2 separate regions of the Homo sapiens genome follow, and region 2 is linked to region 1. Evidence: chromatin contacts called from ENCODE Hi-C or POLR2A ChIA-PET data. All regions are on one chromosome and are shown on one strand. Each heading gives the region's core, a stretch centred on a gene start or an enhancer-like site at or near the end of the contact. The rest is flanking DNA. Distances are from core to core; before and after follow the strand shown.

Evidence for each region. A loop is a pair of places that touch in the nucleus more often than their neighbours do. ChIA-PET counts read pairs that join two places held with the same protein, here RNA polymerase II (POLR2A). Pooled maps may share reads with other maps.
Region 2: a loop to region 1 is called in a pooled map, with 4 times the contacts of the local background. The contact joins two enhancer-like sites. A Hi-C loop is called at or near these places in 2 of 168 maps with a recorded cell type or tissue (Caco-2 and HepG2) and 4 of 50 pooled maps. POLR2A ChIA-PET finds 5 or more read pairs at or near these places in 1 of 52 experiments (activated naive CD4-positive, alpha-beta T cell).

Annotation. Positions count from the first base shown.
Region 1 is chr12:15,594,608-15,601,099 of GRCh38, reverse strand. It overlaps PTPRO (protein tyrosine phosphatase receptor type O), which reads right to left. Exons shown (of 27, transcript NM_030667.3): 26 at 6,043-6,163; 27 at 2,769-5,010. The coding sequence ends at 6,059. Among named protein-coding and RNA genes, the nearest start is that of EPS8, 190 kb to the left of the region's middle. Within about 2 kb of position 1,604, at least 10 of the 41 ENCODE cell types and tissues checked have a DNase peak (open chromatin) inside an H3K27ac peak, as active enhancers do.
Region 2 is chr12:15,724,981-15,730,955 of GRCh38, reverse strand. The region is part of intron 1 of EPS8 (EGFR pathway substrate 8, signaling adaptor); the gene reads left to right. Among named protein-coding and RNA genes, the nearest start is that of EPS8, 61 kb to the left of the region's middle. Within about 2 kb of position 2,640, at least 5 of the 41 ENCODE cell types and tissues checked have a DNase peak (open chromatin) inside an H3K27ac peak, as active enhancers do.

The DNA.
Region 1 (6,492 bases), core at 355-2,854:
ATGAAAGGTTCAATAAATAAATGATTTTCTTAGAAGGTTAGAGATTTACCATTTCTCAAATTGAATGTCTGCCCTCTATATTAAACACATTACCTGGAGATGAATCTATTAATTCCATCCTACTGCACTTTATCCATGCTAAGTATGAACGAGAAACAGCATGAAGTTGTGGGGGAAAAGGTTTAGGGCTGGGCAGAGCTGGCCGGGAATCCTGCTTCTGCCACTTTCTAACCCTGTAGTTGTAATTTAACTACGCTGCCTCTTCACCTTATTGTCTCTCAACTTCGTCACCTGGGAAATGAGTATTCTCACTTCCTAATGATGTTTTGAAGTTGAGGATATGAACATAAAGGGATTAGCACATTAGAAAGAAACCCCCATTGCTCCCTGAGTCAGGTGCCATCTCCTTTGCTGCCAAGTGAGAAGCCAGTCCGGTATTCAAAGCAGCCACAGAACCTGATCTTTTTTTTTTTTTTCCAAGATGGGGAAGTAGATTTGGGCTTCAAGCCTATGCCCATGAGGGGCACAGACTCATACATTCTTAATATTAGTAAGGTCCTTGGATGTGTAAACAAAAGAAAAAATGCTTTGCTACCTTAGAAGCAATTCCTCCCTCTAAAAGTGTTCTGTAGAAAAGAATTAGCCATCCACCAGGAACACGGTGGAGGAGACTCTTGTTATGAGCAGGAGGGCAGGACTAGTTTGGTGACTCTCATCAAGCAAGAGCGATCATGTCAGGCTTTCTAGTGGTTTATGAGTAAAAAAACAATGAACATTTGTTGTTTCTGTTATATAAGCCATTGAGGAAAATATTGAACATCATTAAATATGATGGCTGGTGAGTATGTCCAGAAGATATGTTGACGAAGTTTTGGAAGATATAAATAAAAATGTTGAAAAAGACTTGGCTAAGGCTTTCTTGAACATTCCAACAACAGTATTAAAACTGATTATATAGCCTATTTTTAAAAGCCTTCATATTTGTGCTTACCATAGGGCCTAGCATATTGCAAGTGGTCAAGAAACCTTAGATGGATTGATTGAGTGATTCCTACAATATGATTAGATAAACACACATTTGTTGACTGAGTGATTCAATAAATGACTTCCTTTACTCCAGATTTAATAGCCCCAGTTTTCCCAGGTTTTGTTATCATAACCTGTTATTTCTCCACATTTCCGGTGGTTCTAGTGACAATGTCTGGACAGCCTTCAGTCTGTTCATGACCCTCCTGTAATGCAACTCCCAGAGTTAAACCTTATACTTCATCTTTAATCCAGTGACCCACCAGGAAAAGGCCTTGTGATAATCACCAGATAAAACTAAAAGCAAAAAATCTTACTGTTCTGGAAGGCCAGGGGTCAGAGATGTCACAGCTGAAATTTCCTTCAAATGGTTCCAAATGAGGCTATTAAAAGTCAGGGGTGGAAGTCTGCAGGTTTTGCATGTTATATTTTGTTGCTTTATAACCCCTTTGGCCAAAGTGAATGTTATAATCAGCGATGGGCATGACTCTCAGACTTCATCGCTGTGCCAAGTACCAGACTAGAGATCTGTGAGCTAGGAAGCGAGCCAGCTATTTGAAGCACATTACATCAGACATTTCCTGAGGTGTAAAGGAAGGCCTCCTTGCTAGAAAGCAGGGAGAATTTTGGCTCTTAGAGGTTGGACTCAGTAACTTTAACTCCTTGGCTAAGGGCCAATCCTCTAGCAAGCAGCTATCAAGTAGCCTGCAGAAAATTCAAATCCAAAGCATCTGATCCTGCTTTGCCTGTTGACACCACAGCCTCATTTGAGAGCTGTGTCACCTTTTTGGGAGTAGGAACAGCTTTTAGGAAAGGAGAGACATTATAAAATCTGACATTAAAAAAAAGTAGTAACTTTTCTAGTTTTACATTTTGGAGGCAATGTTGTCTTTACAGTGGGAAATTGTAGACCCCGAATTAAAATGCTTTTCCAAAAAATGCTGTCATCCATCACTTTTTTCAAGTTAAACGAAATCATCATATGAAGTAATGGATATACTGCTGTCAACTATTACATTTATTAATTAGATCCTAATGGTAGTTTCTCAATTAACTTCATAAATTATCTTTTGCAGCCAAGGAATTTGATCTCAATAGCCCTCAAGGCCTGGTGTGGTGGCTCACACCTGTAATTCCAGCACTTTGGGAGGCTGAGGTGGGGGGGTCACCTGAGGTCAGGAGTTTGAGACCAGCCAGGCCAACATGGTGAAACCCTGTTTCTACTAAAAATACAAAAAATTCGCTGGGCGTGGTGGCACGCACCTGTAATCCCAGCTACTCAGGAGGCTGAGGCAGGAGAATCGCTTAAACCTGGGAGGTGGAGGTTGCAGTGAGCCAAGGTCACGCCATTGCATCAATACACCCCAGCCTGGGCAACAGAGAGAGGATCTGTCTCAAAAAAAAAAAGAAAAAAAAAATAGCACTCAAAATGAAATGTTTTGTAACGCTCAAGTTTTTAGATCTTTTTGTGTGCCATACAGGCTATTATGAACACATGCACTAAGGCCCCTGTGTTCTTTTAGAACAAAGCATTACTCAAATGAATTTTAAAAACCCTAGTTAATAATACAGAGGCTCTGGAAGCCTCCCTTCTGAATGCTTAAAGTTGGGTCCTGGTGTGGAAACAGAACTGGTTAGAGTAGCCTTACGGAACATACATGAGAGAACAAGACACAAAGCACCTTTGGGTCAATTATCGTATCTGATACTTCTTATACCTGTTGCAAGATATGGAGTTATGATTAGGTCATTCTTCAGTTTATTAACTGAGACCCAGGAGAGATAATTCCAAAGTCATTATCAGGATTAAACAAGTCTTTTGACAGACTGATGCCTTTTCCATCATAAACTCTACAAACTGAAGAGCAACAGTGTTCCAGAGAACAGTGTGACCTTCCTGTAGTTTTGACTCTAAGCCTTCAGTCTAAACTCTGGATACTTCCTCTTTCCTTTTGGGAAAATTGATCTGGCACTATTTGATCCCTACCTTGAAAGGGTGCTCAAGAAAAACATAAAATATTTATGAAGTGCTTTGTTTCATGGGAAGCAATGTTCCAGGATGCAAAACTTCTGTATGCTCTGAGCAGCAGTGTTGGAAACGTACTTCAGCTTACCATACATTGTATCAGCTCTTCCAAGGTTGCACATTTCACTCCTGACTGCCCATGTGTGAAAATCTAAGAATGTCACACATCCCTTTGCCACCTTTCATTAACCATGTTTGTTCCTGAGAATGGTGCGACACATTATTAAAATGTCCAAAAAGGGAAATAAAGGAGTCGGGGGTGAGAAGAAGAGGAGGAGGTGGTAGCAGGGAGGTGAGTAGGAACTGACAACCCCTGAGGAGCCCAAGCTGTTAACCTGCAGGGTATGGGCATCCTCTGCCATTCACCCTGCAAGGTGAAACTGAGACTCACTGGCCAGATCTTGCAAGAAACTCTGCCAAGGTCTGCCATGGCCAAGCCTTTTCAGTGACAAGAGACGGTGGGGTGCAGAGCTGTTCATTTGGCATCCTTCACCAACACTAAGGTCACTGATAAAATATTAAGCTGATCTTATATCTGTGGCTTCATGAAGATGATCAGGGATGGAGGGAAGCCAGGGAAGGGGCAGTGTCGGGTGCATGAAGAGGAGCAAAGCCTCCTGGAAGCACACACACGGAGGCTCACAATAGCCACAGTTGCCACAGGGAAGCAGCCAGCTTGTGTTTACTTTCAACTCAAAGTGTTTTCTGTTGTATATCCATGTCATCACCTCTTATTTATCAGGAAGTGACACAAAGTAACAGGCTTCACAATGCCATCAATGTCATTTTGACAGCATTCATGTCACAATACACAATCATGTACTGTAATTATACAAAATCCAAAGAATAAAATGTTACTAGTTACACTCGTTAAAATGAAACTGACAACCAAAAGAATAACAAAACAAAAAGAAATCTCTGTCAGAATCCATAGAGACATTTGACAATATTACAAAAAAAAGTAGTCAAATAATTGTCCCAGCATGCTGCAGTTCATTGCCATAACTTCATAAATTCCCAGCTCTTTGGGGGAAAGAAAGTGCGTTTTCACAGCCTATATAGTTCTTAAAGAAATAGCTCTCACATGTATGCAGGTCAACAGAACAAGGAATGCAAAGTCTAGGCACCACGATTGCTCAGACAGCAACAGAGTTCAAAGAGTCCAACTTGACACTCTTCTGAACCAGATGTGGTTTCTTGAGAAAGAACTTGGACAGTAACATTAGTCCAAAAGGGCCAAGGAAGAAACACCAACTGTTAATAAGGAAGAAAACCATCAAGAACTAGAACAGTTAAGACAATTTTTTTTCTACTCTACTTTGAAGCTGAATTATAGCTTGAATAGTAAAAGATTACACAGTTGATCTGTGGGTAGAACCCCTCTCTTCCCTGACCAACCTCCCCAATCCAGATCCGGTAATGTTGGAGTACAGATAGTGCTGGCTCAATTTCTTTGAAGTAGAATGACCATTTCTTCATGTGTGGCCATGCCTCCTTTTAATAATGAGGTATAATCTGATGCTAACAATGCCTGTTCCTTCCTGGGTTATGGGGCTGATGAACGGTGTAGGCAGAAAACAATTCAACTTTCTGATAAGAATCACACACACACAAAAATTATTGCACTGAAAAACAAACACTTAAAAATAAAAAACTCAGCCCAACCAGCAAAGGGCCAACTAAACTCTTCGGAAGTGCTGTACTTCCTGCCCTTTGGAGAGCGTCTTGACCTTCCTGGTGTTCTGTTGAATTTGGTCCATTATTAAATGTCCCGAAGTGAAAGAGTCCAAAAGGACACTGTAGGCTCTTTAAGGCTAAGTCTTCCCGGTGCTTCTGTGAGATAAATTATCTCCTTGGCCACATATTACAAAGCAGGGCCTCTGTTTAGAAAAATGACCATCAGGGCCCACTAAAACAATCTGGAAGCAAGGGAGGATGGGCGCACATCATGTCCTCTCCTGTGAATGAGACAAAGAAAGACAGTAAGCAGCCTGGTGTCACAGCAATCTTCTATTGCTCCACCACTGCTCTCACTATGCTCAGTCTCACAACCCATGCAGATGTGGGTTGATCTGTGCATCTTTCTCTGTGTGCTGCCTCCTTTCTGTGGGTCTGAATGTCTTTCCCTCTCCCAGCAAATTTGTTTCTCTCTGTCTTTCTTTATTTTTTATCCTTCCTGCTCCATTGTGCGCTCTGTCTCTCTTGATGGATGTAGAGGTGCAGTGCTAATCCTATCCTTCCCACTGGTCCATATGCTTCCCAGACTTTCATGATTCTCCCATCATGCACCACTGTCATCTCCCTACCCTGTCATTGGCTCCTCTTCCCCCAGTATAGTCAGACACTCTACAGTCTGTTTACTGAACTAAATGGGCAGATTACTGTTACCTCAGCCAAGTTTACTTACACCTCCAAAATCTGATCTCGTAGTCAAAACTGGAGTACAGGACGTTGAATATGTTACAAGTGTCTTCATGAAGCTCTCAAGTAAGGGCTCACATAATGGGGGAGACCAAGGTATTTTCAGACTCTGCTATCCTGAGACTCTATTGTCACTGTTGTTTTTGGTTTTAGGAGTGTCCAATCCAGCTCATGTCTTTTTGTAACCCCGTATACAGCCCTTGTAATCAATAAAATATTTGCACAAGATATCTAGATAGATTTGGATGGTAGTATCCTGATATTACAGGCACAGATCCAATAACAGAATAATTTAGGGTTCTGGGTAGAGGGAATGGAGGTAAAGTCATCATGATGTGCAGAAGCTCCTGTTTGTTGCCAACACCAACCAAGGTGCATTGAAACTCAAAGATCTGCTACAGTACTTGTTTCTCCCTGTGACCACCCATGTGAGGCCAGGAGCTGGGAAGAAATACTCATGTGAAGTCAGAGTCAATACAAATGGCTACTGCTGTCTTTTGTCCCATCCATCACATCCCCCTCTAATAGTTCTAAGACTGAGCACTCGTGGAGAGCTCTTCTCCACTTACTGCTCCGGATTCTGAACTAGGACTTGCTAACATTCTCGTATATGACATCACTGATGCAGAACTGCTGCTTCTTCTTCATCCACATCAGTTGCACACACTGATGGATAAAAATGTACTGCTCCTGGAACAAAAGACAAAAACAGGTTTCAGAGCAGACATGTGCAAAGATATAATATTTTATACTATGACAATTTTAATGATCAAGATCTGGTGTTAAAGGAAACCATTTTCATTATTTACAGAGACACAGTTTTATAACTAGAAAATCCAAGAGAATCAACTGTACAAGTATTTTGATTAATAACAGAGCTTAGAACATCATGGCTTTTTTAAAAAAACAGTGGAATTTTTTTCCCCTAACTTTATTGCAGTATAATAAAAATTGTATATATTTAAGGTGTACAATGTGATGACTTGATATACATATATGTTATGAAATGATTACCACAA
Region 2 (5,975 bases), core at 1,391-3,890, 130 kb before region 1:
TTGTGTGCTATTGTAGATATTCTTATTTATATGTAAAGGAGGGCATGCCATTTGTATCTCTTTTTTTTTTAGTTATATGGGAGATGCAATTATTTTCTGAGGGGAGTGAAGGAAAAGAAGGGCTATATTATAATTTGAGGACATAGTTATTATGGGAGACTCTCTTAAGGAACCAACAAGAAAGGAAGTATAGATGAGCAGCGGTTAGAAACTAGTCGATACTGATAACAATGTATAGTGGTCCTAATAGGTTCGTAATTCTCTTAAAAGGAAAACAGGAAGCAAATACAGAGAAGATTGAGTAGTCATATGCCAGGGTAAAGAGAAGGCCCCTGCCCTCAAAGAGTTCATAGTTTTATTTACAAACTAGAATTATCTATCTTAAAGTCCCATCGTTTTTAAGCTGCCTGCAGACAATTATAGTCTAGTTCTAGTGTATCTTGTTGAATCTTTATTTTTCAGAATTGTCTTCAAGTACCTAGCTCCATGCTTACAGTTTATACTCCCCAATATAGGTTAAATTAAACTGGATGGAATCAAGTGCTAAAAAAAAAGTCATGCTTTTATTCTTCCAGTGATGGACAGCAGAAGTTTTAGAGTAATCAAGATCTGAATTTGAAACCTGGCTCTGCCACTTAACTTATGTGGTCTTGGGCAAGTACCAAACTCTGAGCTTTTATTTCTTCTGTTGTAAAATCATGATTATCATACCTATTTCATAAGTTAGCTGAATGGGTAAATGACTCTGTGTGTGTGTGTGTATTACAAAAGTGTTTATCAAATAACTGTAATTATCAATATGGTTATCAAAACTAAGGAAAAGTTGAGATGCCCCAAAGTTATAGAGATGGGAGTTGATATAATGGAGAGGGTTCCAGGTGACGATGGACTTCAGAAGCTACACAGGTGAATTTACAGTGTTGTGATAGCCAGTACGGAGCCATTTTAGGTTCTTGATCCCTAGAAGTGTATTGTGAATAGTTAAATCAAAATGTATTTAAACAGGATTAATCGAGAGATACTATTCAAGAGGTGTGTGGGGAGGTACAGACCTTGAGAGTTAATCATACCTATGTAAACATTAATGAAGGCACTGTACATATCAAAATAAACTGTATTCCTGCTTATAAAAAGTACCTCAACATATTTAGACAGATTGAAATCATACACGCATTCTGTGAACACAGTGGAGTCAAACTAGAAATCAATAACAGAAAGATAAGTAAATCTCCAACATTGAGAAGATAACACAACACACTTCTAAATAATCCATAGGATAAAGAGAAAATTTCAAGGGAGATAAAAAATACACTGACTAAATGAAAATGAGAACAGAATATATCAAAATTTGTGGGACACAACTAAAGAAATTAAAAACTAACAGAAATGCAGAATGCCTTTGATTCCTTTGATGCCATCAGTAGATTGGAGAGGGCTAATGAAAGAATCGGTGAGCTTGGAGGTAGGGCAATAGAAACTTCCCTAACCGAAGCCATAAGAAGAAGGAAAAAACTGAAACAGAATATTTAAGAATTGTGAGACAATTACAAAAGGTGTAACATATGCAGAATGGGAATGCCATGAGGAGAAGAAAGAGAGAAAGGATCAAAAGAAATATTTGAAATAATAATGACTGAGAATTTTCCAAAATTAATGACAGACATCAAACCACAAATGTTGGAAGCTCAAAATTAATGAGAGACGCCAAGCTCAGGACAAACACCAAAAAATCTACAGACAGGCATATCTTATTCAAATTGCAGAAATTCAAAGACAATGGGAAGATTTTGACAGGTCGGGGGGTGACTTCACCTTACCTTTAGGGGATTAAGGGTAAGAATTACATCGGACATCTCTTCAAAAACTATGTAAGCAAGAAGAGAGTAGAATGAAGTATGTAAAGTATTGGAAAACAGAAACAAAAATCACTTAGAATTCAGTATCCAGTAAAATTATCCTTCAAAAGTGAAGGAGGAGTAAAGACTTTCTCAGACAAAAGAACTGGGAATTTGCTGCCAGCACAGTGCCTTACAAGAAATGTTTTTAAAAAAGATGGATTTACAAATATTTTCTGCTAGTCTGTGGCTTGTCTTTTCATTTTCTTAACAGTGTCCTTTAGCCCATTTTTATTGGCTTGAATATTTTGCTACCAAAGTTTGATATTAACATATATTGTGCTTTAAATATTTCTAGAAATAGCATCTCTGCAACAAACATTTTCAGTTTAAACTTATTGAAAGTCTCAGGAATGGAGTGTTGTTTTGTGTTCAAGTAAGTCACAAAGCATAAATATTTCACTGAAATGTAAATAGTAAAATCTGTGATTTTAGGCCTTGTATTTTCATGTAAAAGATATATGCTATCCTCACATAAATATGGTGGTATTAGGAGCAATGCCTGACTCTTCAAATTCTATTAATGACTCAGCACCCGGGAGAGTGTTCCTTATTATTGTTGCTGTGTTTGTGTAACATTCTCTAAGGTTCTTTGTAGTGAGGAACAGATGACCCTTCCATGAGTCGGGATCCAGTGTTCTTAAAAGGGCCACTGCTGTAGTTTCTTTAAGCTTCATCTTGGATTGTTATTAGCATGGCAAGGACACTGGATAAGTTATATACACACATACACCCACAAGGCACCCCCCCTGGTTTGAAAATGGAATCTATGAATTGGCTTCCGTGCCTGCTTTTATTGCCATGGTGATGAATAATCTGCTGAGTTTTATGGTTGGCATGATTCTTCTGGATTAGGTCACTTGTGTTTTCTTTCTATAATACCAGTCGACTACGCTTTTGGTAACAGTTAAAGTTCCATCACTAAAAAGCTAGTAGGTAGAATGCAAAACTAATGATTTAGTAGAATTAGCTACATCAATGCTTTTTAATCTGTTGATTATTCCCTTTCAGTGCTAAGTAGCAGGGGCTTACTCATTTCACAGGGCTTTAAATCTTTCCATTGCAGTCAGACCTGGTAGGGAATTATTCTATGCTGCAGTTATAAGTTTTTCATCATTTATTAAAGCATTATGGGAGAACCATCTTGATAAAAGCATCTTAGTAAAGGAAACTAGACTTATTTATTTTATTTTATTTTTTTTGGGGATGGAGTCTCGCTCTGTCGCCCAGGCTGGAGTGCAGTGGCACAACCTTGGCTCACTGCAACCTCCACCTCCCAGGTTCGAGTGATTCTCCTGCCTCAGCCTCCTGAGTAGCTGGGATTACAGGCACGCGCCACCACGCCCGGCTAATTTTTGTATTTTTAGTAGAGACGGGGTTTCACCGTGTTGGTCAGGCTGGTCTCGAACTCCTGACCTCGTGATCCGCCCACCTCGGCCTCCCAAGGTGCTGGAATTACAGGCGTGAGCCACTGTGCCCAGCCTTATTCTTTATTTTAATGAGTCAGAATTTTAAATACCTTGCTTTACTGTATTTACAAAAGTTGTAGCAATGGGTCAGTTGTCTTAAGTTAAATTTATTAGTATCTACCAACATTAAAGGAAATATTAAAGTGTTTCAATTATGTTTAAAATAAAACACAAGAATGAGGAGTGATGGACACAAGTAAAACAATGAATTTGGGATGATAAAATGAGTTGTTGATTTAGAAATATATACTATATGCCAAATGGTCAGATCTACTTGGGGATATAGTGAGAGTTAATCTACTTCGAATCGTTGCTTCTAAAGCAAACCCAGTTGTGTAAAGTCCTACGTATAAAGGTAGATATTAAATCCACGAGGGAAGTAATCAGAACCCCAGGTGCCCAGGCTTTGTAAAAAATTTAAACAGTAAAAACGTAGTCACTTGTACTTAACTTAGATTTAACTAAACAAATTCATAAAATTTCCTGAGTGGAATGATGGTTTCAGAGAGCTAGTGAGTTTCAGACCTTGAAAAAATACCACTCACTGAACTGTAGTCATTCTTAACTGTTTAACAATTGAAATCTAAGTTGTCATATGTTTAAATTAGTACAGTTCTGGTTATGCTGTGTCTTTTCCAACTCATAACTTTCAGTAATGAAAATAGCTTTCTATTTAATTAGCCTGAATTAAATTTTCCTCTCTCTTCCTTCTACATCACTAATGAAAGTGGAGTAATCATTTCTGCTTCAAGGATGACTATATGATTTCATTTATCCCTAATATAGTACACACTACATAGTAGGCACTCGGTAAATCTTTATTCATTCTTTCAGGAGGCAAAGCAGGAACAGATTAACTAATTACCAGCTCAGACCAAGTTAAGAAAAATAAAGCTACAGATTGTCATTTCAAAATTTGCCTCTTTTTGCTGTCTCACTATTTTAAGGAGTGCCCACTATATCACTAATATCTCTGGCAAGAAAGCATTCCATGTGTATGTATGTAAGTGTGTATCTTCATTTTTTGCTGTCACCACACAGACATCAGGCTTTTTCACAAAATCTGACCCCCTCCCTTGACCATTTTTTATAACTACCTGGCATGTATCACTACAGAGCTTTTGTTCTGGTCCTTCTACTTGGACTTTGGCAGATATTTGAACTCTTCTGAGCCAGTGCTTTCCTCTTCAGGGATTTGTTTTTAAGATTTTCTTCCTTGCCAACCACAGAGACTGAATTTTATATCCCACAGATGAGTCTGAGATTTCCAGCCCCCTCCGTAAATCCCATCACTCTGTCACTCTTGACAGTGTAATTATCCCTTTTGTTTCTTGCTGCTTTCCTGCTTGTAATCTTTGTTCCTCAACATGTCCTTCATCTGAAAAAAAAGGCACCCAATCCTTCTTGCTTTGTCAGCTCTTTAATTTCTCTTGTGAAATAGTCCTCAGATATCAGCTCCCCACAAAGGCTTTCTGGAGGAGAAGTGGCATTTTGCTTCCTTAAATCTTTCTGTCTATTCAATTTTCATGAGTGACTGATAACTAGCCATCATATTAAAGTCTTCTGATCTTATATTTAAGTATGATTTTTTATTAGATTTATGTTTTGTTCAGTGTTTATGCTGTTCAGTGTATGCATGTGCTATGTGTACACTTTTAATATGTGTATCTATACCTGTATTTGTAAAACAGAGAAACCTAAAGGCCAAATTCTGCATCTTATTTTTGAACCAATCAAGCAGCCTACTGATGTGAGACAAATTTCAACAAATGCTTAAGACACACATCTGATAAATATATAATAAAACTTGTATGTTGACAGAGCTTGTAAATTTTTAAAATTCATATTTTTCCATCTTTTTGTTCATTTCTCTGTTATTTGATGATGATGAGTCAGGATTCTTTTAATGAGATAATGAGATCTTTACAGGTCTAATGTCCAAGGTTGATACTGTGGTGGTGAGTGAATCACCATATGATGAAGACCCATTGTGTCACCGTATTTTAGAATTTTTCATAAGGTAACAAAGGTATGAGAATTAGGCAGGACAATGTAAATGAAGTGCCGTGTAAACTACAAAATGTATGTGCACACCCATGCAGATTTTTTTTTTTTTTTTAGTTTTTTTCCTTTTTTTTTTGAGACAGGGTATCACTATATTGCCCAGGCTGGATTTGAATTCCTGTTCAATTCTTCTGCTCAAGTGATCCTCCTGCCTCGGCCTCCCAAGTAGCTGGGATTACAGGTGTGAGCCACTGCAACCAGCTACATGACTTTTCCGGAGATCTCTTGAGGGTGATTTCAGGTGATACACAGTTAGTGGTATGAGATAAAGCACATTGCTGCTAAAATTCCAGACAGTCCCCATAAACGAGTAGAAATTGCTTCAGTTATCTAGCAGGTAAGTATCAGATTTGCTGGCTTATCCTGATTTATTGACACAGATCTGTGGACTGGTGGTATCCTATTGGAATGCAGAATGACATTTACCTTGAAAAAGAAAGTGGATTTTTTTTTTTCCTAACAAGATACCTAGGAGTGAGTGATCTGTGGATGTTGAATTTTTTTCATTGTGACATAATTCAAAATGACAAAGTGAACTGAAGACTTA